Linked DNA regions of Homo sapiens: regions 2 and 3 are each linked to region 1. A link is an interaction called in ENCODE POLR2A ChIA-PET data of the cell type or tissue named here. Cell type or tissue: A673. All regions are shown on one strand.

The links. Peaks named below come from ENCODE experiments on the same cell type or tissue, not always from the same donor. Only the 100,000 strongest peaks of a DNase experiment are listed, where the experiment ranks them.
Region 2: POLR2A ChIA-PET joins it to region 1 with 5 read pairs; 2 of 35 experiments call an interaction of 5 or more read pairs at or near these places.
Region 3: POLR2A ChIA-PET joins it to region 1 with 29 read pairs; 1 of 35 experiments calls an interaction of 5 or more read pairs at or near these places.

What each region holds. Positions count from the first base shown.
Region 1 is chr21:36,485,001-36,493,000 of GRCh38, forward strand. All of the region lies in intron 2 of CLDN14-AS1 (CLDN14 antisense RNA 1), which reads left to right. It also overlaps a transcript of CLDN14 not described here and the pseudogene PSMD4P1. Among named protein-coding and RNA genes, the nearest start is that of CLDN14, 8.9 kb to the left of the region's middle. In A673, no CTCF peak of the experiment used is centred here; DNase peaks (open chromatin) are centred at 3,121 and 6,351; H3K27ac peaks cover 7,087 bases.
Region 2 is chr21:36,582,741-36,590,740 of GRCh38, forward strand. No RefSeq gene overlaps it. Among named protein-coding and RNA genes, the nearest start is that of CLDN14, 110 kb to the left of the region's middle. RefSeq lists a silencer at 6,716-6,775 and an enhancer at 6,906-6,955. In A673, CTCF peaks have their summits at 2,455 (motif pointing right), 6,831 (motif pointing left) and 7,034; DNase peaks (open chromatin) are centred at 3,021 and 6,791; H3K27ac peaks cover 515 bases.
Region 3 is chr21:37,162,434-37,170,433 of GRCh38, forward strand. It overlaps TTC3 (tetratricopeptide repeat domain 3), which reads left to right. Exons shown (of 46, transcript NM_001330683.2): 32 at 1,618-1,782; 33 at 3,117-4,182; 34 at 5,122-5,187. Among named protein-coding and RNA genes, the nearest start is that of TTC3-AS1, 27 kb to the right of the region's middle. In A673, a CTCF peak has its summit at 4,438 (motif pointing right); a DNase peak (open chromatin) is centred at 2,488; H3K27ac peaks cover 2,558 bases.

The DNA of each region.
Region 1 (8,000 bases):
TGTACTGGGCTGATAAGGGCCAATTCTAATGGGCTCATCTTAACTTGATGACATCCACAAAGTCTCTGTTTCCAAATAAGGTCACATTCACAGGCACCAGAAGGTAGGGCTTCAATATGCATTTTGGGGGACAGACTTCACCCACTGACAGCCATATGTGTTCTTTACAGTTGCCACTATTTCTATGACTTGGAGTGAGACTGTGATTTTGTTTTTCTTTTTTTTTTGATGGCGTCTTAGTCTGTCACCTAGTCTGGAGTGCAGTGGCGTGATTTTTGGCTCACTGCACTCTTTGCCTCCCAGGTTCAAGCGATTCTCTTGCCTCAGCCTCCCAAGTAGCTGGGATTACAGGCATGCACCACCATGTCTGGCTAATTTTTGTATTTTTAGTAGAGACAGGGTTTCACCATGTTGGCCAGGCAGGTCTTGAACTCCTGATCTCAAGTGATCCACCCGCCTCAGCATCCCAAAGTGTTGATATTACAGGCGTGAGCCACTGTGCCTGGCCAAGGCTCTGATTTTCGTTAGGATCAGACGGATCACTTCTGTCACCAGCGATACCTGAGTACAGGTTAATCAATACAGCAAGATGTTGCACTAGTGATCGCAGCAGTCAAGTTCATTTCCAAATACAGAGCGAAAGCAAGGTGCCTTCCCAATCCTCTGCTCTGTCCTGTTTTCTGTCTCGGGACACCCTGTCATCCTCAGACAAGTGACAATGAAGAGACAGTAAAGGCAAACCAAGTCACTGTCCAAAAATTGCACCACCTACCTTGGAGAGCCTCTCATTTCCCATCAGATATGAATGAAAGATCAGATATAAACCTGATGGGAAATGAGAGGTTCCATTTCCTTTTTTTTTTTTTTATGTTGCCAAGCTTTATTTAGGCTGTAATGGTTACAGATAACACACATCTAACCCTATATTCTCTGCGTCCCATGCAGTCCCCTGAGCAGGCTCAGCTACCCTTTCCCTCCAGTCTCACTTCTTGTCTTCCTCCTTCTTGTCCTTCTTGCCATCCTTGGTGGCCTGGCAGGCCAGGGAGCCCACAGCGTTTCAAATGGCTTCATTGTTGGGATCCACACCTGGGAGGTTCTCCAGGACACTCTGAAGGAACTCAGGATCCTGCATCACGTCGTAATCATCCTCCTCCTTGGCTGGCTGGCAAGTGTCCATGGCTGAGCTGGCATCAATGTCTACTGATTCCGCCTGGCCAAACTCTGCTCCTGCAGGGACATCTTCATGACATAAGCAATCCCCTCTTCCTTAGGTCAGGAAGTCCGGTATGGCCAAACTCTTGTTGGCTAATGGTCATCTTCAGCAGGACCTCGTCTGAGCCTTCAGTCCCAGTTGTAGCAATCCTGGCCTCAGCAGCAGAGGCTGCAGCTGCTCGTCTGGGCTCCTCATCCTGCCGCTGCTGCTGCTCCTCCATAGAAACCCGAGGGCCAAGGCCAGCTGAGGATCAGCACTGGGATCTACTCCAAATTCAAAGTCACTGGCACCGAGACCCAGCATGGCACCCCCTTCCCCAGCCAAAATCGGAGAACTGATGAGAGCATCAGCCAAGCTGGGCCCAGGAGGCACTGCCACCAGATGAGAACCGCTTCCATCTTTGCCATTCAACGTGTTTACAAAGGCTGTCAGCTTTTCTCTGTTCACCTCCTCTTCCCCCAAATTTATCATGTCAACATTTACTTTCTCCTTCTTGAGGAATTTAGCCAGTTTCACCAGATCCTTCTCATTGCCTTTGGGCTTCCCACGAAGGCAATGATATGCGTCTTGTGATTCTTGCCCCGTCAGCGCTTCAGAGCCAGATGGGCCATGTGGATGCCAGTGTAGAAGGTGATCTTGCCCTTGGGTTGGACGGTGTGTAGCTTGGACAGGATGCGGCCGGTGTCTAGAGTGAGTGTGGTCAGCACTTCACAGTCATTAGCCAGTGTGATGAGGGCCATGTTGTTCTCAGGGTTGCTGTGGATTTTGTTTAATTTTTTTTTTTTTTTTGAGACTGAGTCTTGCTCTGTCACCTAGGCTGGTGTGCAATGGCGCAATCTCAGCTCACTGCAACCTCTGCCTCTCGGGTTCAAGGGATTCTCCTGTCTCAGCCTCCCAAGTAGCTGGAACTACAGGCGCCTGCCACCACACCCGGCTAATTTTTGTATTTTTAGTAGGGACGGGGTTTTACCATGTTGGTCAGGCTGGTCTTGAACTCCTGACCTCATGGTCTGCCTGCCTCGGCCTCTCAAAGTGCTGGGATTACAGGCGTGAACCACTGCGCCCGGCCTGTTGTGGGTTTTGAATGACATACTATGTTGACAGCGTCTTGCTGGGCCTGCAGCTGGGTGGGGAAGAAGTCCTCATTCTGCACATACTCACTGTTGTCCACACACACCATAGCGCTTTCCAACACCATCCTGCCACCCTCCTCCCTCCCATTTCTTGAAATAATCCTTCATGTATAACTTAGGTTAATAGTGCCTCATAGTCTACTTAGAAAGAATCAGATAGAATTTTCTTTAGTAAGGAAATTTCCAAATAGAGAATAGAAAAGTTAATTGATGGCAATGTATTTAATAGCGAGGATCAGTGAGGAAATGAATTAAAGAGGTTCCTTTTACACTTTTCTTCTCTGAAGCTAGGTACACCTTAGTTCATGTTGCAGCTTCTTTGGTGCTGTCAGATCATAGTTGGTATGAAATGGGAAGTTTCTGAAAGTCAGATGACACATTTGTGAAATGCAACCTCACTGTTATCTACCCGGCACCCATCATTTAGCTGACAACAATCTCAGCAACAGGCATTTCAATGTGGTCCTGCGTTTGCTAATTGCTGGTGTGTACTCAGGACACCGGAAGATTTAACCTTTTGGATGAGACAGATACCAGTAACTTCCCAGCTGAGCTTCCCAGGAATGAACTGATGAGAAGTGACATCCAAAAAACTGTCTCTTAAAATATAAAGAGATCAAAAGCATGAAGTAGAGACTCAAACAGGTGTGTGCACACTCACCTTCATAGCAGCATTATTTGCAATAGTCAAAAGGTGGCAGCAGGCCAGGCGTGCACTGAGAGACGAATGGATAAACAAAATATGCTGTAACCACACAATGCAACATCCAGCCAGAAAAAGGAAGTTCTGACACATGCTCCAACACGGCTGAACCTTGAGGATGTTATGTTAAGTGAAATATGCCCATTGCAAAAAGACAAATACTGTGATTCCCCTTCCTTCCTTCCTTCCTTCCTTCCTTCCTTCCTTCCTTCCTTCCTTCCTTCCCTCTCTCTTTCTTTTTGAGACAGAGTCTCACTCTGTTGCCAGGCTGGAGTGCAGTGGCGGGATCTCAGTTCACTGCAACCTCTGCCTCCTGGGTTCAAGCGATTCTCCTGCCTCAGCCTCCCGAGTAGCTGGGATTACAGGCACGTGCCGCCATGCCCAGCTAATTTTTGTATTTTTAGTAGAGACGGGGTTTCACCATGTTGGCCAGGATGATCTCAATCCCTTGATCTCGTGATCCACCCTCCTCGGCCTCCCAAAGTGCTGGGATTACAGGTGTGAGCCACCGCGCCCGGCCTGTGATTCCACTTTTATGAGATACCTAGTATAGTCAAATTAATAGAGACAGAAGGTAGAATTGCGGGTGCCAGGGGCTGAGGGCGGGGGGGTGGGGAGTTACAGTTTAATGGGTACAGACTTTCAGTCTGGGAGGAGGAGAAAGCTCCGGAGAGGGATGGTGGTGGATGGCTGCATGATATGCGTGTACTTAATGTCACAGAACTATGTACTTCAAATGGCTGAAATAGCACATTTTACGTTATGTGTGTTTTACTACAATAAAAAATACAGAAAGAGGCCGCGCACAGTGGCTCACGCCTCTAATCCCAGCACTTTGGGAGGCTGAGGTGGGCAGATCACCTGAGGTCAGGAGTTCAAGACTAGCCTGGCCAACACGGTGAATACAAAAATTAGCTGGGTGTGGTGGCATGCATCTGCGATCCCAGCTACTCAGGAGGCTGAGGCAGGAGAATCACTTGAACCTGAGAGGTGGAAGTTGCAATAAGTCGAGATCAAGCCACTGCACTCCAGCCTGGGCAACAGAGTGAGTGAGAGTCTGTCTCAAAGAAAAAAAAAAAAAAATATATATATATATATATATATATATGGAGAGAGAGAGAGAGAGAAAGAGAATGGGGGGCGGGAGAGAGAGAGAGAAAGAGAGAGAGAGAGAGAGAGAACATCCAAAACTGATATTAGCCATTCTGAATTGGACTGTCCCATCAAATGTGGTCTTGCAGCTGTCCACTTGTTTAGGAGTAAGGAGTTTTATTGGAATGAATGTTCTCAGATATTAATCAACACAGTACCTCCCTCCCTTCTCAGTTCCAGCTGATGCTGAGACACCAATGGCAAATCTTGATCCATGCCCACCCCAGGAGGATGAGCGACAGTCAGGATTTTGGGCCACAACACATGCAGCTTCCTGCAGTGTCCTCTTCTCCAGGGTGTGCTGTGGGAAGGCCTCACCAGCTTGGGCAGGGGCTCAGCTCTCACGGGACGAGGCAGCTGAGTAGCTGATGGCAGGGCCTGGTGGGGGGCCGGGGACGACGGCAGAGTCATCCACTGCCACTCTGGACAAAGGCCAAACCTGTCCTGGATGCCACCTAGTTGCTGCCCTCTTAACCTGACCCTCTGGCCTGCCTCAGACCTTATAATTTCCTAAGCACGTCTGCATAGACTGTTATTTAGTCTTGCCAATGACCGCGAGGGAGCTGTTATCACTGCCAGGCATCATGTCCAGTCCTCACGGCTGGCCATAAGAAGATCCGGGCCTCACCTGGGCCTCCCATCCAAGCCCCAAGTTCTTTCCTCCCCCAGTAGCCAGCCAGAGCCACCAACCCTCCCTCAAGCCATGAGAGGAAGCAGCTGTGATGAGCACTGAGCCCTCAACCAGGAGCCGTTGAATGAACAGGTGTGAATCTCAAACACAATTTTCTGCAAGGTCTTCTCCACTCCCAGGCCCAGCTGTATCTCTTACGGCTGAGGGATCAGGATGACTTTGCTGCGGCCTCGCTGGAAGCATCTCTCTAGATTGCCACGGACCAGGCAGTCTAGAGATGAGGAAGTCAGAGGCTCCACAGACACTCAGATATCATCAGATCCCCTCCCAAAGGGAGAAGAATGCTCTGTTTTATTTTATTCTATTTAACTTTGTTAATTTAATTTTTAGAGGCAGGATCTTGCCCTGTTGCCCAAGCTGGAGTGCAATGGCTCGACCGTGGGTCACCGCAGCCTTGAGCTCCTGGGCTTAAGAGATCCTCCTGCCTCAGCCTCCCAAAGAGCTGGGACTACAGGTGCGAACCACCATGTCTGCTAGTTCAATTTTTTTTTAATTTTTTTTTTTTTTTTTTTTTGTGACAGAGTCTCACTCTGTCACCCAGGCTGGACTGCAGTGGCGTGATCTTGGCTCACTGCAACCTCCACCTCCTGGGTTCAAGTGATTCTCCTGCCTCAGCCTCCCAAGTAGCTGAGATGACAGGTGTGCACCACCATTCCAGGCTAATTTTTGTATTTCTAGTAGAGATGGGGTTTAACCATGTTGGCCAGGCTGCTTTCAAACTCCTGACCTCAAGGGATCCACCTGCCTCGGCCTCCCAAAGTGCTGGGATTACAGGTGTAAGCCACCATGCCTGGCCAAAAAATTTCTTTACTTATAATTTTTTGTAGAGATGGGGTCTCTCTATGCTGCGGAGGCTGGTCTCGAACTCTTGGCCTTAAGAGATCCTCCCACCTGGGCCTTTCTCTGACTGTTCAGTTTGATACACGTGGAACCAGGTTTGCTTGCACCCTCCTCACCGCTTCTGCTTTCTGCTCCTCCCAAACACATGAACATATTCAGATATGCATCAACGTGCACATATGCCAACACGTGTGGGCACACACATGCAAGTGCACAGACACACACACACACACACACACACACACACACACACACACCCCTGGACACACACACATTGTTTTCTCAAAATGACTTTTGGCAGCAGCAAAGCCAAACCTTTCCAAAGGCCGAAGAAAGGCCTTCATTTGCATCACGTTAACTTGGGGGGCTGCATCTCCTCCCCTGTTTTTAGTACAAAACATGAGTCAACGGTTCAACCCTCACCCCAGCAAACTAATTAGGGTCAATGTGATTAAAGGGCTCAGCTCTGGTGCAGGAACTAGGATCCCCAGATATCCTGAAGAACTTCACTCACAGTCTCTTTCCTAAGGTTTGTGCCCTAAAACAAGGCACTGACTCACTGTGTTCAGCTCTTAATAACCTCAAGAACCTCCCTTCCCAGCTGGGCGCCTCTTCCATAAAGGGGTTACCAGAAAACAAGAAGCAACACACAAAGCTTTCAAAAGCGAAACGGCGAGGAATGTAGTGCGTGTCAGCGAGTCAACGAAAATAAGAAAGGGACCTGATGTCAAGCTTGACACGATCATTTTAATTTCCGCGTACTTTTTGGGTCTTTTCATGTTGGCTTCATGGAAATTTATGTTTGCTGAGAAGACTGTATTTGCTACAGGATCTCGCTGTGTTCATTTAGCCTGGTAATAAAAACCATCTGCCTGAAATCCTTTTTGGAACAAGGAGGGGTATAAGCAAATAAGCAAATGGTCATAAAAGATCTGGAGAAGGGTGGGGCTGTGTCAGGAAAGTGGGGAGCCTGGAGTACATGCCTCGGGAGTGGCGACTGTAGGAGGCCGGGGACTACTGAAGGTCATGTGTGAGGCTGTACAGCTTTCCCAGTAAATATGGTGCATGTTGGGAGGACAGGTGCATGTGGACAGGCCGCCTCTCTTCCCAAGCACCCGCTCTGGGCTGGGGTCTCACCACTGGAGTAAGAACAGTATCATGATGCATTAAGTGAGGAGTCCTTGACGTGGGTTGAATAGTGTCCCTGCAAAACTCACGTCCACCCAGAACCTCAGACTATGACCTTCTTTGGAAATAGAGTCTTTATGGGTGTGATTAAGTTAGTATGTGGCTGACTGCGGTGGCTCACGCCTGTAATCCCAGCACTTTGGGAGCTTGAGGTGGGAGGATTGCTTGAGGTTGGTAGTTCGAGACCAGCCTGGGCAACATGGCGAAACTCTGTCTCTAAAAAAAATGCAAGGGCCGGGCGCGGTGGCTCACGCCTGTAATCCCAGCACTTTGGAAGGCCGAGGCGGGTGGATCATGAGGTCAGGAGATCGAGACCATCCTGGCTAACAAGGTGAAACCCCGTCTCTACTAAAAATACAAAAAATTAGCCGGGCGCGGTGGCGGGCGCCTGTAGTCCCAGCTACTCGGGAGGCTGAGGCAGGAGAATGGCGTGAACCCGGGAAGCGGAGCTTGCAGTGAGCCGAGATTGCGCCACTGCAGTCCGCAGTCCGGCCTGGGCGACAGAGCGAGACTCCGTCCCAAAAAAAAAAAAAAAAAAAAAAAAAAAATGCAAAAATTAGCTGCAGGGCATGGTGGCGAGCACCTGTAATCCCAGCTACTTGGGAGGCTGAGGTGGGAGGATCTCTTGAGCCCGGGAGGTGGAGGTTGCAGTGAGCAGTGATTGTGCCACTGCACTGCAGCCTAGGTGACAGAGCAAGACCCTGTCTCAAACAAAACAAAACGAAAAAAAGGTAAAGATGAAGTTATACTGGCTTCCAATGGCTGCTGTCCTTACAAAAAAAGGATAGGCATGGAAGAAGGAAGACAGCCACGTGACGACAGAGGCAGAGGTGGGGATGATGCGACTACAAGCCAGGGAAGGCCAAGGAGACCTGGAGCCACCAGGACCTGGGACCAGCAAGGAAGGGGCCTCCCCTAGAGCCTTCAGAGGGTCGTGGCCCTGCAGGCACCTTGATTTTGGATTTCCAGCCTCTGGAGCTGTGAGAGAATGATGTTCTCTGTAGGAGGAAGCTCTCTGAGTCCCCCTCTCTGCCTGGGAGCTCTGAGCCACTGTGTCTTTGTGGGGAGAGACGAGTCAGA
Region 2 (8,000 bases), 98 kb after region 1:
CATTTTTCCTTCCTGCTAAAGACTAAGCTTGGGAAGAGAGTGGAGGGGAGGGGTGCTGGACTTGAGTGTGGAGACAGAGTGGCTTCCTGGGCCCCGAATAACCTTTGGGGGCCTGCCTGATGACCCTCCACAGCAACCATGTGGATTCTGGTACTTTCACTGCAAAATGAAGGATGCAGGTGATGGGCTGGGAGGGCTGCAAGTGTCCAGGAGGCTCAGAGCCTCAGTAGAGATGGAACCATAAGATATCCCACCTCTGCCATCACCCACACAATCCAGCAACATCCCCAGTGCCACCTGGATTTTGCCCATTCCTCCATCATCTCTCCTCCCAAAGAAAATCTCCCTCTTCCTTCCTCAAGGGGTCCACATGGGTGGCCAACTGCTGGACCATTCTGAAGTCTCTAGGAAATAAGCCTTTCCTGCCTCTTCCAGCTCCTGGTGTTTGTTGGGAATCCTTGCTGTTCCTTGGCTCATGGCAACATAATTCTAATCTCTGCCTTCATCATCACACGGTATCCTCCATGTCTGTGTCTCCATGTCCAAATTTTCCTCTTGTTATAAGGATACAGTCATACTGGATTTAGGGCCCCCTCTAACCCAGTATGACATTATCTTAACCTGACTACATCCATAAAGAAATACCCTATTTCCAAATGAAGTCACATTCTGAGGTCCCAGGTGGGCATGAATTTTGAGGTGGGGGGGATGCAATTCACACAAGCGTCATCACTTAAGGGTAATGAAGGCCAGAACTTTTGACTTTCTTGGTATAACCAACTTTAATTACAATATCCTGAGTTTTTTCCCCCCAAAGTCACTCTGAAATGACCATCTACCCTTTTCCATTCCATAAACTTAGTCTAATACAGACAGAGCTCAGCTTTCAAATAGAGGAGTTTTCCTGAGCTGCTGCAGGTAAGGGCGCCTGTTTGCAGTGTCTGTTGGCCAGGCCAGGTTGGGGGTGCCCATGGGAAGAAGGAAACCCACAGGATCCCATCCAGGGGAGGGAGCTCATTAGCATAACCCCTGGCTTGCTCTGCCCATCATGCACGTCTAGCATCCTGATTGGTAGGTTTGAAAGGAGACCTGGGTCATGGGCAGTAAGAGGTCCTGCATCTCGATTTACTCTCAGGAGTGACTGGCACTTCCAGGGCTGGGCTCCTCCAAGGATGGGCTCATCCCTGTGGGGTGGAGTAGGGGTCTGTCCAGTTCCGCCACACCCACCCCACCCACCCCCCACGCCCACCCCACCCACCCCCCACGCCCACCCCACCCACCCCCCACGCCAAAATTGGACTTCTGTATTAGGGAGCTTATTTGCCCAAAGATATAAGCCACATTCTCCAACCTAGACTGTCAGTTATAAACGTAGTCTTTGGGCTGGAATAAAGGCAGTCTTTGGGCCAGGCACAGTGGTTCACATCTGTAATCCCAGCACTTTGGGAGGCCAAGGCGGATGGATCTCCTGAGGTCAGGAGTTCAAGACCAGCCTGGCCAACATGGTGAAATCCCGTTTCTACTAAAAATACAAAAATTAGCCAGGTATGGTGGTGGGCACTTGTAATCCCAGCTACTCAGGAGGCTGAGGCAGGAGAATTGCTTGAATTCGGGAGGCGGAGGTTGCAGTGAGCCAGGATCACACCACTGCACTCCAGCCTGGGCGACAGAGCCAGACTCCATCTCAAAAACAACAACAACAACAAAAACGGTCTTTGCGACTCCATTGGCCTCATGCCTTTTTTCACCTTTCATTTGGTTCAGAATTTGGGCAGGAAGAGTGTGCCATTTACCAGACACCCCCAATACCTTGGCAACACACAGGGCTCACTTTGAACACCAATTAACTTCTCAACAGTTCACACACAATCCATGCATGGGAGCCTTATTCCCTTAATACGCCAAAAAATATACCTGAAGCTAAAAATATACCAACCCAAGGCAAGCTTGAACTTTCCATAAAAGGCCATTAAGAGAATTGATTTCATCTCCGGGATTATTGCCCTGTGACAGCTGGTATGCATTCCAAATACAGCAACAAAAGAGAAGGCCACGCTGTAGAAAGGAGTTTAAGTGGAAACCTTCCATACACCAAAATCTCAAAGGAGAGGAAGTTGCTTGCCACCCCCTTGGTTACAGTTCATAGTCATAAAGGCTGTTTCTATAGAATAGACTTCCACGATTATCTATTTGCAAAAATGTACAAACACAGCCAGCATACTCTGTGCCTGTAGAAAGACCTGGATCAATACAAGTAACAGAAGAATGAAGAAAAGAGGAAAAAAAGATTTTATCAAGGCTGTTTACTTTAAGGGTACCTTAAAGACCTGCACAAACACACCTGCTACTTCAGTGCCAGGAAGAACAGAGCAAACATGGCTCTCCTTTAAAAGAAACTGGAGAAAGAGACTTTGCAGCCACAAAACCAGTCACACCAGGAGGCGCTAGCATCTCAGCAAGTGAAAGCATAGAAGCCTCATCTTCAGATCAAAGTTATTTAAAAGGAGCCCAGGATCACACTTCTGAATTAAGCCTACATCACATCGGGGACAGTAACATGTTGAGGAATGTTTAACCACAAACTGGATCACCAGAAGGGAAAAATCTCCTGATTCCTAGCATCTGCCCATTTCTGTGGTGTAAATACTCCCACAGTAGCTGATTTCAAGCTGCCAGCATTGGCAGAGATGTGAAACACCACACCATTGTATAGTATTTCCACCCTCCAGATACAATAGGTGCAAACAACTTCTAGAGCATAGGTACCAGTAAAATGTACTAACACAATCAGGAAGTAAAAAATGCTAAAACAATTAGGAAGTTGAATGTATTAAAACAACTAGGAAGTGATGAGTTTTGAGTATTTATTACTTTTGTGGTAATATAATTTATTTAATTGTAAGCTTATGATTTTAAATTTTTAAATAGTGACTCTTTTAGCTACCAGCTCACAAAATTCCGGCAAATTTTACAATTGGCTCAAGCTGGGGCAAGTCTCCTTCAACCTACCATGGTCTGGGGAGCGTTTTCAAAGTAACAAAGATCTTCCTTTCCCTACCTCAATTGCGGGAGGCCCATTGGGACAAAATGCCCCAGAGGCGACCACATGTGCATATTTTCTTTTCCTTCCTTCCTTCCTTCCTTCCTTCCTTCCTTCCTTCCTTCCTTCCTTCCTTCCTCCCTCCCTCTCTCTTTCTCTCTCTTTCTTTTTCTTTTTTTTCTCGCAGTTTCGCTCTTGTTGCCCAGGCTGGAGTGCAGTGGTGTGATCTTGGCTCACTGCAACCTCCACCTCCTGGGTTCAATCGTTTCTCCTGCCTTAGCCTCTCGAGTAGCTGGGATGACAGGTGCGCCACCATGTCCCGCTAATTTTTTGTATTTTTAGTAGAGACAGGGTTTCACCATGTTGGCCAGGCTGGTCTCGAACTCCTGATCTCAGGTGATCCACCTGCCTCGGCTTCCCAAAGTGCTGGGATTACAGGCGTGAGCCACCATGCCTGGCCATCATGCATATTTTCAAAAGCTCTCCAGTGCAATTCTAATGGACTCCCTGGGTGAGAACCACTGCTGTGTCCCACCCTTCCATGTTACAGAAAGGGAAGCTGAAGTTCAAAAGTTTAAATGTTCTCTCTGTTGGTTAACAGATGACCGAGCTGGAGAATGACTATTAGTTGGGTTCTTTCTCTTCCCCTAGACCTTCCCCCCAACAATTATGTGCAACTTTGGATCTCTTCTGGAAATACTGCACCTTATAAGCACCTTATTTGAAATATTGCAACTATATTAGCAGTATAGGCCATATACCAAAGCCTCATTACTTTAAAAGGAAAAAAAAAAGAGAGATGGGGGGGCAGTCCTACTGTGTTGCTCAGGCTGGTCTTGAACTCCTGGCCTCCGGCGATCCTCCTGCCTCAGCCTCCCGAATAACTGGGACATAGGTGCATTGCATTCAGCTTACTTTTGCATTACCTTAACAATAACCAAAATAAAGTTTACCATAATATCATTTATTTTTAAAAAGGGTTTAACAAGGAAATTCATAGGTAAGCCAAACTAGAAAGGAGACATCAACGTCCTCAAGAAACTTTAGAGACCAGCTTTCTCTCTGTTTGTATATAAACCATGTATATATTAATAACAAACCATTCTGATCTATATACTAAGAGAGGGTCAACTGAACTGGCAATGTTTAGTTAGTGGTTATTTTAACTTATTCTTAATTAAAAATAAAGTTATTCTAGCCAGTTGCAGTGGCATGTTCCTGTAGTCCCAGCTACTCAGGAGGCTGAGGCAGGAGGATTGCTTAAGCCCAGGATTTTGAGTCCAGCCTGGATAACATAGTGAGAGCTTGTTTCCATTTTTCAGAAAAGTTGTTCTAGGTAGCAAGATTATGGTGATTTACTCTTCCATATTTCTTCTAAATCTTCTTCAACAAGCTTAATGCTGTAGTCCTGTCCCATATATTTTTAATGCTTTTATAATCAGAAAAATTGACTTTTTTTTTAACCCAAGTCAATTGCATCTCTTTCCGCACCCAGACTTTTCATGAATTTGGTTTGGCTTCTCTTTTAAATTTTCCCAAGACAGCAAGGAAAAGTGATCCAGCTAAGCTTTCCTTTTAGGACTTTTTACTGACTCTCCCCAGCGATTTGAAGATAACCTCCTCCTGAGCTCTCCACCCCACTCTGAAGCTGCGAGGTCCCCACCGAACAGAACACGGTCTCCTGAGTGTCCCACCCTGCTCTTAGCGGGAGAACTCAGCTTTCGGCTCCCATAGGCATGGAAACAGTTACCAAACACTGGTTCCTAGGCCAGTGTCTCTCCTACTGCTAGTTGAAAGAATATTCCATGACTCATTGTGGACTCATCTCCCAAAGATATTAAATCTGAGTTTCAGTGAAAGCCAGTCCAGGTAAGCCCTGTACAAATAAGAACACGCCTGAGCTAAAACCAGGCTGGTGGATTCCAGCATCTTCTCTGGGCTCTTCCTGTGTCTCAGAGCGTGAGCTTGGGCTTCTACTCCGTGCCTGGGGGACCCATGCCCCCTGCCACCCCATGGCTGGAAGAGTACCCCTGTCTGGGAGAAATCAGCTATAAACGCAGAAGACAAGAGCCCTGAGGGAGGCAACCTTTCACCAGGTCCAGGGGCTTCTCCATTGGTCCTCACGGTCGGGCTCATTATCACAGCATCTTCTGATGATGTCTTTGCCTTGCTCCCATCCCTGTGGGTGGTGAAGGGCCGGGAAGGCAAGTGTGCAGGACTGTGGGTGCTGGGCTTATCTGGAGGCATCTGCTGAGGGGAGGCCAGCACATGTTTCTTAAGAACAAGGGCACGCGTCTTATCCCCTTCTCTTCCTGGTGGGCCGGGCTCCTTGGTGCAAAGCAGCTCTTTTTTTTTTTTTTTTTTTTTTTTTTTTGAGATGGAGTTTCGCTCTTGTCACCCAGGCTGGAGAGCAGTGGCGTGATCTCGGCTCACTGCAACCTCTGCCTCCTGGGTTCCAGTGATTCTCCCGTCTCAGTCTCCCAAGTAGCTGGGATTACAGGCATGTGCCACCACGCCCAACTAATTTTGTATTTTTAGTAGAGACGGGTTTCTCCATGTTGGTCAGGCTGGTCTCAAACTCCCGACCTCAGGTGATCTGCCCCCCTCGGCCTCCCAAAGTGCTGCGATTTAAAACAGGTTTATTGGCAGGGCGCAATGGCTCATGCCTGTAATCCCAGCACTTTGGGAGGCTGAGGCGGGTGAATCACCTGAGGTCAGGAGTTTGAGACCAGCCTGGCCAACATGGCGAAACCCCATCTCTACTAAAAATACAAAAATTAGCCAGGCGTGGTGGTGCATGCCTGTAATCCCAGTTACTCGGGAAGCTGAGGCAGGAGAATCGCCTGAACCCAGGAGGCAGAGGTTGCAGTGAGCCGAGATCAAGCCATTGCATTCCAGCCTGGGCAACAGAGCTAGACTCCTGTCTAAAAACAAAACAAAACGAAAAACCCAAAAATCATAAAACAGGTTTCTTTCCACGTTCCTGATAGTTTCTGGCTTCTGCAGCCACACAGACCTTCACCACTTTCTAAGCCTGCATTTGCTGACCATCCCCACATCCTAAACCAAGCCCTCTGACCTCAGTTGTTCCTGCGAGGATGCCTTGTCCGGAGATGGCAGAGGTTCCCGCCACTGCTTTTCCGTGCCTGCCCTCCCGCCACTGCTTTTCCCAGCACACCCTGCCACCCCAGTGTGGAGGCTCCACTGACCATCACGGGGAGAGTTCTATCGGCACCTGCCTCCTGCCCCTGTGAGATGCGTCTTGGGGGAGTCATGTGGCCTCTTGACACCTCAATTGCCTCACTGGCAAGCTAGGGATAATAATGTCACCTCCTGAATCAGCGTGGGCATTCAGGAGCTACTGAGTGTGTAAAACCCTGCAAAAGGCAGAGGCCACTCCCATGCCAGAAACAGTCTCCACGTCTCCTTCTACAGACCCCTCCTCCGAGTCCCCTTGGTCCCCAAGGACAGCACCAGCCATCCTGTCTCCATGGCCTTTGTGTTATCAGTAGGGCTGCCAGACGAAACACAAGACACCCAGTTAAATTTAAATTTCAGATAAACAACAAATAATATTGAGTATAAACATGTCCCGTGCAATATTTTCATTTGCTATATCTAGTGACCTGAATCTAATGAGAGGGCACGTTTCACAGGGCTGGACACCATGTGTGTTTCATCTGTGCTCCCCGACCCTCCCTCCTCCCTCCCCAGCCTGGCACACTGCCGGGCACATGGCCTCAGTATCCAATAGGCCGGCGGTTCTCAGCAGGGTCAGGACTGCCCCCTAGGGGCTATTTTGGAAATTCGAGGAAGCCTTTGTGATTGGCAGGATTACAGTGGGGGACTTCCTGGCCTTGAGGGGACAGGAGCCAGGGGTGCTCCAGGACCTGCCAGAATTGTCCTCTCTGTAGAGAGTTGTCCTTTACCCCACACACCATTCAGGTAAATGACAAACCCGCTTAGGACCGTCTGAGCCTGGAAACTCACTCCATAGGAACATAAAGTGGATTTTGTGCTGTATTTCCAGGAATGCAACTACTGTACTTTGTTTTAGTCTCATGACAAATTGCATCTGTGGTTTTGAGGCCTCGGTATATTACACCTGCATCAGCCCCTCTTTGTGGCTGTGGATTCCTTCAATTGCCTCTTTCTGATGGCTTCATTGTGTCTTCTAGTGTAGATAGAGTGAGTGCTCAAGCACATTAGGCATTGAATATATTTTACTTTATTACAACCCTCCACTTTCCTTGTATTTCCTTCATATTGCACTTAATATATTATGTGTACTTAATGCATGTCTCTCATTTCAGATTCTGTGTCGTGATAGGTATATGTAACAGGAATCTGCACTATCGTCTGTGGTTTTTGTTTCAGGATGGTAAAAAGGCTGTTATAAAAGATTTGTTATGAAAGGGGTCACCCCTAGAACAGTTCTGTGTCTTGATCATAGTGGCGGTTACATGAATTTTAACATGTGATAAAAAGACTTAGAACGATTGCATACACATTGTGCCAATGCCAAGTTTCTCATTTTGCTACTGGACCACTGTTACAGAAGATGGAGCCATCAGGGTAAACTGAGGAAAAGATACACAGGAGCTCTTTGATTATCTTGGCAGCTTCTCTTGCATCGAGCATGATTTCAATATTTAAAAAAAGATTTTTTTGGTGCTTATTTATTTATTTATGTGAGACAGAGTCTTGCTCTGTTGCCCAGGCTGGAGTGCAGACATGATCTCAGCTCACTGCAACCTCCGCCTCCCGGGTTCAAGCAATTCCCCTGCCTCAGCCTCCCAAGTAGCTGGGATTACAGGCCCCCGCCACCATGCCTGGCTAATTTTTGTATTTTTAGTAGAGACAAGGTTTTCCTATGTTGGCTAGGTTGGTCTCGAACTTCTGACCTCAAGTAGATCCACCTGCCTCGGCCTCCCAAAGTGCTGAGATTATAGGCTTGAGC
Region 3 (8,000 bases), 680 kb after region 1:
AGAGGAAGCTGTTTTGGGAGCTGTATATGATGTTATGTTTTCACCTTATATATTAGTGATTTTCAATGCCATCTGGTTGTCAAAACTGAGTTTTCAATAAACAAATATTTAAGAAATAAAACTAGTGAGTAGCAGTAACCTTTTTATATCATACTCCTTTATGAACCAAAAATGTACAACATGGTTTTTTTTTTCTCATTTCTTAAAGGAGCTATCAGAGCAGTTAAAAATTACGTGGTCATTTCATGGATTCTTTAAGTAGGGTAATTGTTTTAAGTTAAAATAATAGCCTGTCTTAGTCAGTTTGGGCTGCTATAACAATATACCATAAACTGGGAGGCTTACACACAGAAATTTATTTCTCACAGTTCTGGAGGCTGGGAAGTCCCAAGATCAAGGTACTGGCAGATTCAGTGTTTGGTGAGGGCCTGCTTTCTGGTTCATAGATGGTGCCTTTTTGCTGTGTTTTCTCATGGTGGAAGGGACAAGGCAACTCTCTGGGGCCTCTTTTATAAGGGCAATAAGTCCATTCATGGGGGTAGAGCCTAATTACCTCCCAAAGAATCCACATCCTAACACCATCACATTGGTGATTAGGTTTCAACATATGAGTTTTGCAGAAACACAAACATTCAGACCATAGCATAGCCTTTACTGAGATTAATTCTTATGTATCAGACATTGTTTTGGGGGTTTACATACATAAACTCTTTCAATCCACTTATCCTGCCTAGGAGGTAAGTGCTATTATATTCTGTCCAATGTACAGATAAGGAAACTCTGAGGCACAGTGCAGAGCGACTTGCCCAAGAACACAAAGCTTATAAATAGCAGAGCTGGGATTTAAGTCATGCAGCCTGGTTTTAGAGTCCACACTCAAACTACTACATCTTTTTAGAGTGCTAACATCTTACATTTAAAAAAAACTTTTGTTTAGATGGAGTTTCGCTCTTGTTGCCCAGGCTGGAGCGCAATGGCGTGATCTCAGCTCACTGCAACCTCCACTTCTTGGGTTCAAGCAATTCTCCTGCCTCAGCCTCCTGAGTAGCTGGGATTACAGCCATGCGCCATGACGCCTGGCTAATTTTGTATTTTTATTAGGGACGGGGTTTTTCCATGTTGATCAGGCTGATCTCGAACTCCTGACCTCAAGTGATCTGCCTGCCTTGGCCTCCCAAAGTGCTGGGATTACAGGCGTGAGCCACCACACCTGGCTTAAAAAAAACCTTTTATTAATACCATTTACCAGTCTCAGTCTCACTTTAAGTTAATTTATAGCAGTTATAATACAATCTTCATTTGTCTTTCAGTCATTTAACAAGTTATAATTAATGCAACTTTTTTTAAAAATATGGAGTTTTAAGAATTTTGCTCTTTGGAGCAAGACTAAATAATTGAAAGTGCTTACTTAGATTGTCAGATATGATATTTCTCGCCTATAACTGTGGAAGGGTAACTTTTCTACACTAAGTTCCCTGGTGCTATTTTTTTGCAACATAGAGCTGAGTAATATATTGCCATTATTGTGTTTATTTCAATTAGACATTCTTCTGGTTAAATAATAAACCAAAGGTCTATCATCCACAAAATTGGGTGTTTTTTGTTGTTATTTACCAGCAATCGAAATTCAGATTCTGCAGGCCCATTTGCAGTGCCTGACCATCTTCGGCAAGATGTAGAAGAATTCGAAGCTCTCTATGACCAACACAGTAACGAATATGTTGTCCGCAATAAGAAGCTATGGGACATGAACCCAAAACAAAAATGTTCAACTCTATATGAGTAAGTGGGTTGAAATTTTTACAACCATTATTTTATACTAAGGCTGCCAATTAAAGATCAGAAGTTGTTTAATTTGTGCCTGTTTTTAGAGATTTTGCCACATTTTACACAAAGTTAATTTAGGATTTTTTTTTTTTTTTTGAGACAGAGTCTTGCTGTGTCACACAGGCTGGAGTGCAGTGGTGCAATCTCTGCTCACTACAACCTCTGCCTCCCAGGTTCAGGTGATTGTCATGCGTCAGCCTCCCGAGTAGCTGGGATTACAGGCTTGCACCACCATGCCTGGCTAATTTTTGTATTTTTAGTAGAGAAGGGTTTCACCATGTTGGCCAGGCAGGTCTCCAACTCCTGGCCTCAAGTGATCTGCCTGCCTCAGCCTTCCAAAATGGTGAGATTACAGGCATGAGCCACCTCGCCCCGCCCTGAGGATTTTTAATTATTAAATTTAGAGTCCTAATGATTATTGATTTTGTCAGTTTGAGCTACTAAGTCGATACTGAGTGGGGTGGATAAAACAAGTAAAAAATTCAGGAAAATCTCAGATAGCTTACCATTTTGAGCTTTGTGTTATTAGATAGTGCATGAGGCCTTCCTTTTAAGAAAATAAATCAAGGGCTGAGGTCTGTAATAGAGTATTAATTTAAAAGCCAACTCTTCTCCTGGAAGTCCTGTCAGTAGCATATCCACCATATGGCCCTTTCTTCTGTTTTCCTGTATTGCATCATTCCTATTTAGTTCTGTGCTCTTAGATCCTTCTTCATGGTTTTTCTTTAGAGTTGAAATGCTGAGCAAATCATATTTCCAGAGAACTCTTGGGTGACAGTGTGGAAACAACTGTAAAATTATACTATTATTTCTTAAAGTATGCTAGAATTTGCTTCAGGCATCCAAAAGTAAAGCTAAAGTATGTAGTTTTCAGTATTTACTGTACGCAAATTCAAATAGGATTTGTTTTTGAGATTTGATTTTCTCTTTTTATTTAAAATTCTTATTGGCATTATTATCTTTCCTGAATAAATTTTTTGTTGTTGTTTTTAGAATAAATTATGTAATTACATAGTTGAAAGTTATGAAATAACTTTTTGATTTCCTTTTGCTTTCCCCTGCTCCCAGAAAAGTTTTAAATGATCATTTTCTAGGAGGTAGACAAAATTTTCTTTATAGTATCATTGATTGCAGTTAACCTTATGTTTGTTATATTTGTTGTTGAGGAAAGGTTGAGATCAGTGAAAAGTGAAACAGTGTTTTCCTTTGGGAGAATAAAAGTTTTTTTCAAATAGACATATTCAAGTACTTCCTTATAGTAACTCATGTAAATGTAAATTTTTTCCAAGTTACTTCTCTCAGTTTTTGGAGGAACATGGTCCCTTGGACATGAGTAACAAGATGTTCTCTGCAGAATATGAGTTTTTCCCAGAAGAAACTCGACAGATACTAGAAAAAGCAGGAGGTTTAAAACCTTTTCTCTTGGGATGCCCTCGTTTTGTTGTGATTGACAACTGTATTGCACTGAAGAAGGTTGCATCACGGCTCAAGAAAAAAAGGAAGAAGAAAAACATTAAAACAAAAGTAGAAGAAATTTCAAAAGCAGGGGAGTATGTACGAGTTAAACTACAACTGAATCCAGCTGCTAGGGAATTTAAACCAGATGTAAAGTCTAAACCAGTGTCAGATTCATCTTCAGCACCAGCTTTTGAAAATGTGAAACCCAAACCTGTGTCTGCAAATTCTCCCAAGCCAGCTTGTGAAGATGTGAAGGCCAAACCAGTATCCGACAATTCTTCTAGACAAGTTTCTGAGGATGGGCAACCCAAAGGGGTCTCTTCTAATTCTCCTAAACCAGGCTCTGAGGATGCAAATTACAAGCGAGTCTCCTGTAATTCCCCCAAACCGGTTCTTGAGGATGTGAAACCAACTTATTGGGCTCAATCCCATTTGGTCACAGGATACTGTACGTATCTTCCTTTCCAGAGATTTGATATCACCCAGACACCGCCAGCATACATAAACGTGTTACCAGGTTTGCCCCAGTACACCAGCATATATACACCCTTGGCCAGCCTTTCTCCTGAATATCAGCTACCAAGATCAGTACCAGTGGTGCCGTCTTTTGTAGCCAATGACAGAGCAGATAAAAATGCTGCTGCCTATTTTGAGGGTCATCATTTGAATGCTGAGAATGTTGCTGGTCACCAGATTGCCTCTGAAACACAGATCCTTGAGGGCTCTTTGGGAATATCTGTAAAGTCACACTGCAGCACAGGTGATGCTCATACAGTCCTGAGTGAGTCTAACAGAAATGATGAGCACTGTGGAAATTCTAACAACAAATGTGAAGTAATTCCAGAAAGCACCAGTGCAGTAACAAACATTCCACACGTGCAGATGGTTGCCATACAGGTAAGAGTTAAATAGAAAAGTCTTCTTAATACTGAAGTTAAATTTTCCTTTTCATTTTTCATTGCCGTTATATTTGCAAGAATCCTTAAAGTTGATTGACTTTATAATGATTACTGAAGCTTTTGCCTGAAAATACTTTTAAAATATGAACTCTTTTGTGAGGCATGACAGGTAATCTTCTCAGAAAGAAGCTTGGGTCCAATAAACAATACCCATCTTTGCTACTGAAATTCTACACAGATTGAGAAATAAGACAGCAGGTGGAGCCAAAACGTCATCCTAAGAATTAATAAAGGTGCTGGAGGAGAAGGTGGCTGTTTGTAGGAAAGTTCAAGTGCTAGCTGGAAGTGTAGCCTGCATCACAGTGCCTTACCTGCCAGTTACAGGAGGGCCCACCTGGAGGCCTTCCAGCGTGGGGTGCCTGCCCCATAGGACTTAGCGCATGAAGGAGGAAGGGAAAATGTGCTGGCAGCTCCTCAGAAAGAGAAGGAAAAAGGAAGACTCTGACCTACACAGGCCCAGCTTCTCCTGTCAAACCAGGGGAGGAATGAGAATGTTAAAAAGAGACAGCCAGGTAGAAACAAGAGGGATGTGTATGAGTTCTTTCCTAACAAGGAAGAGATGAAATCAAGATTCTCCTATGGTTGCCTTTATAGGGTATGAATTCATTAAATCCTTATTGAATTGCCCCACTCATTATGTTTTCTAGGAAGCTTTGAAAAAAATAGGTTAAGAGCAATGGATCATAATCATTTCCAGATATGCTAATTCTAAATAACTTTCCTAATATACATGTTTACGGAAAGCATGGAACATGATCTAAATGGGAAAAAAAACTTGAAAAAATTGTGGGTGTGTTTTAAAGTGTTACTACTTGATGGGCTTATTTTACTAGAGCGATTGAGATAAAGTGAATTTTATTTTTTGTTTTGCCCACAGGTATCTTGGAACATAATACACCAAGAAGTCAATACTGAGCCATATAATCCTTTTGAGGAACGACAAGTGAGTCAAAATTACATTAAACTGTTTAAAGGTTTAGTTTTCATTAATTTATCTAGATGGAATGATGAACTAGAACTATTTTGGAGTCAGCTTATTCCACACAAAGTTATCATGGAATAAGCTTGAGAACATAACAAAAAAATGATTTTGTTTTTATTGTTGAAATTTGAGAAGGGAAGGAAAAGGTAATTTTTTTCCAGCATACTTATTTCAAATTATAACAGCGTTATTGTTTTATTTTATTATTTTTAAAATTTTATTTATTTTTATTTTAATTATTTTTGAGACACGGTCTCACTGTCATCCAGGCTGGCCAGCTTTATTGTTTTAACTGGTATAATGAGCATATAATAATTTATAAGTAAGCTTATTCATGCGAATAATACAGAAAGATAAAGACCTTCTCTACTATAATAATGATTCAATTAGAAAACCTACTAATATAATTTAGTTCGTTAATATGCATCATAAGAGAAAAGTTGTCTTATCAACTCAAAGTTGCTGTAAAGGTATTGGATAAAATTCAGGTCACTGTCTTGACCAAAACTAGTAAGAAAATGGGAATTGATGAATATTTCTCAACATGCTAATATTTTAAGCCAAAAGCCATCATCTTGCTTAATGGTAAAACATCACCATTAATATTTATTGTTATCCTGGGTATATTAACTGAGAAAGCAGATATGAGAAAGAAAGAAGATAGAAAAGAGGAGATGTGAGTATCATTATTTACAGAGGCTAGGGCTGTGTACCAGGAAAATCCAAAATGATCAACTGAAAACCTACACTAACCTATATAAACCTATACTTGTATATAAAAATATATATAAACAATTACCTGTTAGAAAGTATGTTGAAAGAAAATATTTTCAATACCAAAAAAGAGATAAAATACTTAAATGTATATAAAGAAAAATTTTTAAATGCTATGGAGAGACACATAGAAGCCTTAAATGAAAAGATATTTCATGTACTTGGATAAGAACACATATTATGATAATGAGATTGGTTCTCCCTAAAGCTTTTTAAAATTTAACACAATCCCAGTATATACATGAACAGGGCAAATTAGTTATGTATATTGCTGTATATATAACAAACAACCTCAAAAGCTAGTGGCTTAAAACAGTAAAATATTTCACAATTGTGAAATCTCACAATTTCGCTAAGTCAGGCATTCAGGAGCAGTTTAGTTGGATGCTTCTGGAGATTCTCATGTAGCTAGCCAAGATGTTGACCAGGGCTTGGTCATCTGCGGGAGTAACTGGGCCCAGAGGTTCTACTTCCAAGATAGCTCACTCACATGGCTGGCAAGCGGATGTTGGCAGTTGTCAGGAAGCTTCAGTTCCTTGCCTTGTGGACCTCCACCTAGCCCTGCTTGACCTCATGGGGCTGGCTTTTCCCAGAGTGTGTGATACCAGGCAGAAGCGGCAGTGCTTTAGGAAGTCACAAATTATCACTTCTGCGCATTCTCTTGGTCACATAGATCAATCCACCAACCCTGATACATGGTAGGAGAGGTCTATACAAGGCTGTGACTAACAAGAGGCCTGGTTACTGCACAGGATTAATTTGAAACTAGACAAATTGATTTTAAACTTCATATGTAAAAATGAACATCAAGAATGGGTATGGAAGAGAAACTAAGAAAAGGAGTTGTGCAACTAAATATCAAAACACAATATAAATCTATCTATATTACCACATACATAGACCATTAATATGAGAGTGCCTGGCCAACATGTTGAAACCCCGTCTCTACTAAAAATACAAAAATTAGCCAGGTGTGGTAGCTTACCTGTAATCCCAGCTACTTGGGAGGCTGAGGTAGGAGAATTGCTTGAACCTGGGAGGCGGAGGTTGCAGTGAGCCAAGATCACGCCAGTGTACTCCAGCCTGGGCGACAGAGTGAGACTCCATCTCAGTCAGTCAATCAAGATGGTAGATTGGCTGGGTGTGGTGGCTCATGCCTGTAATCCCAGCACTTTGGGAGGCTGAGGTGGGTGGATCACGAGGTTAGGAGTTTGAGACCAGCTGGCCAACATAGTAAACCCCATCTCTACTAAAATTAAAAAAAATTAGCTGGCCGTGGTGGTGGACACCTGTAACCCCAGCTACTTGGGAGGCTGAGGCAGGAGAATCGCTTGAACCCAGGAGGCACAGGTTGCAGTGAGCCAAGATTGCGCCACTGCACTCTAGCCCGGGCGACAGTGCGAGACTCTGTCTCAAAAAAAAAAAAACAAAAAACAAAACCGAAGATGGCAAATTATCAGTGAGCAAAAACTGGATTATTAAATACATAGGAGAAATGGATTGCCATCTAGAAAAAATCAATCTTGGTCCCTACCTCATTCCTTATACCAAAATAAGTTCCAGGCAGATTAAAGATTTTAGCATAAAAAATGGACCTATAAAAGTATCCAGGAAAAAAACGGGAAAAATTTTTTGTAAGATCAGTAAACAGCATGGGAAAAAAGAATGTTTATATTCATATACACATGCATGTAATGTGTATATCCTATATGCATAGCATATGTATGACAACAAATACATACACATACACATATCAAAACACAGGAGAGAAACAAGGAAAATTATGTGCAGTGTGAAACAGATAGAGAACTAATTTCCTTAACAACAAAGTTTCTATAAATCAGTAAGGAAAAGATCAACAATCTGTCACAAAGATGAGAATGGATGTGAATAGACAATTCACAATGAAAGAAATACAGATGATTTTTAAACATATAAACAGATGCCCACCCCACTTGAAATAGGAAAAGCAATCATTCACATTTTGAAAGATAGTGAAA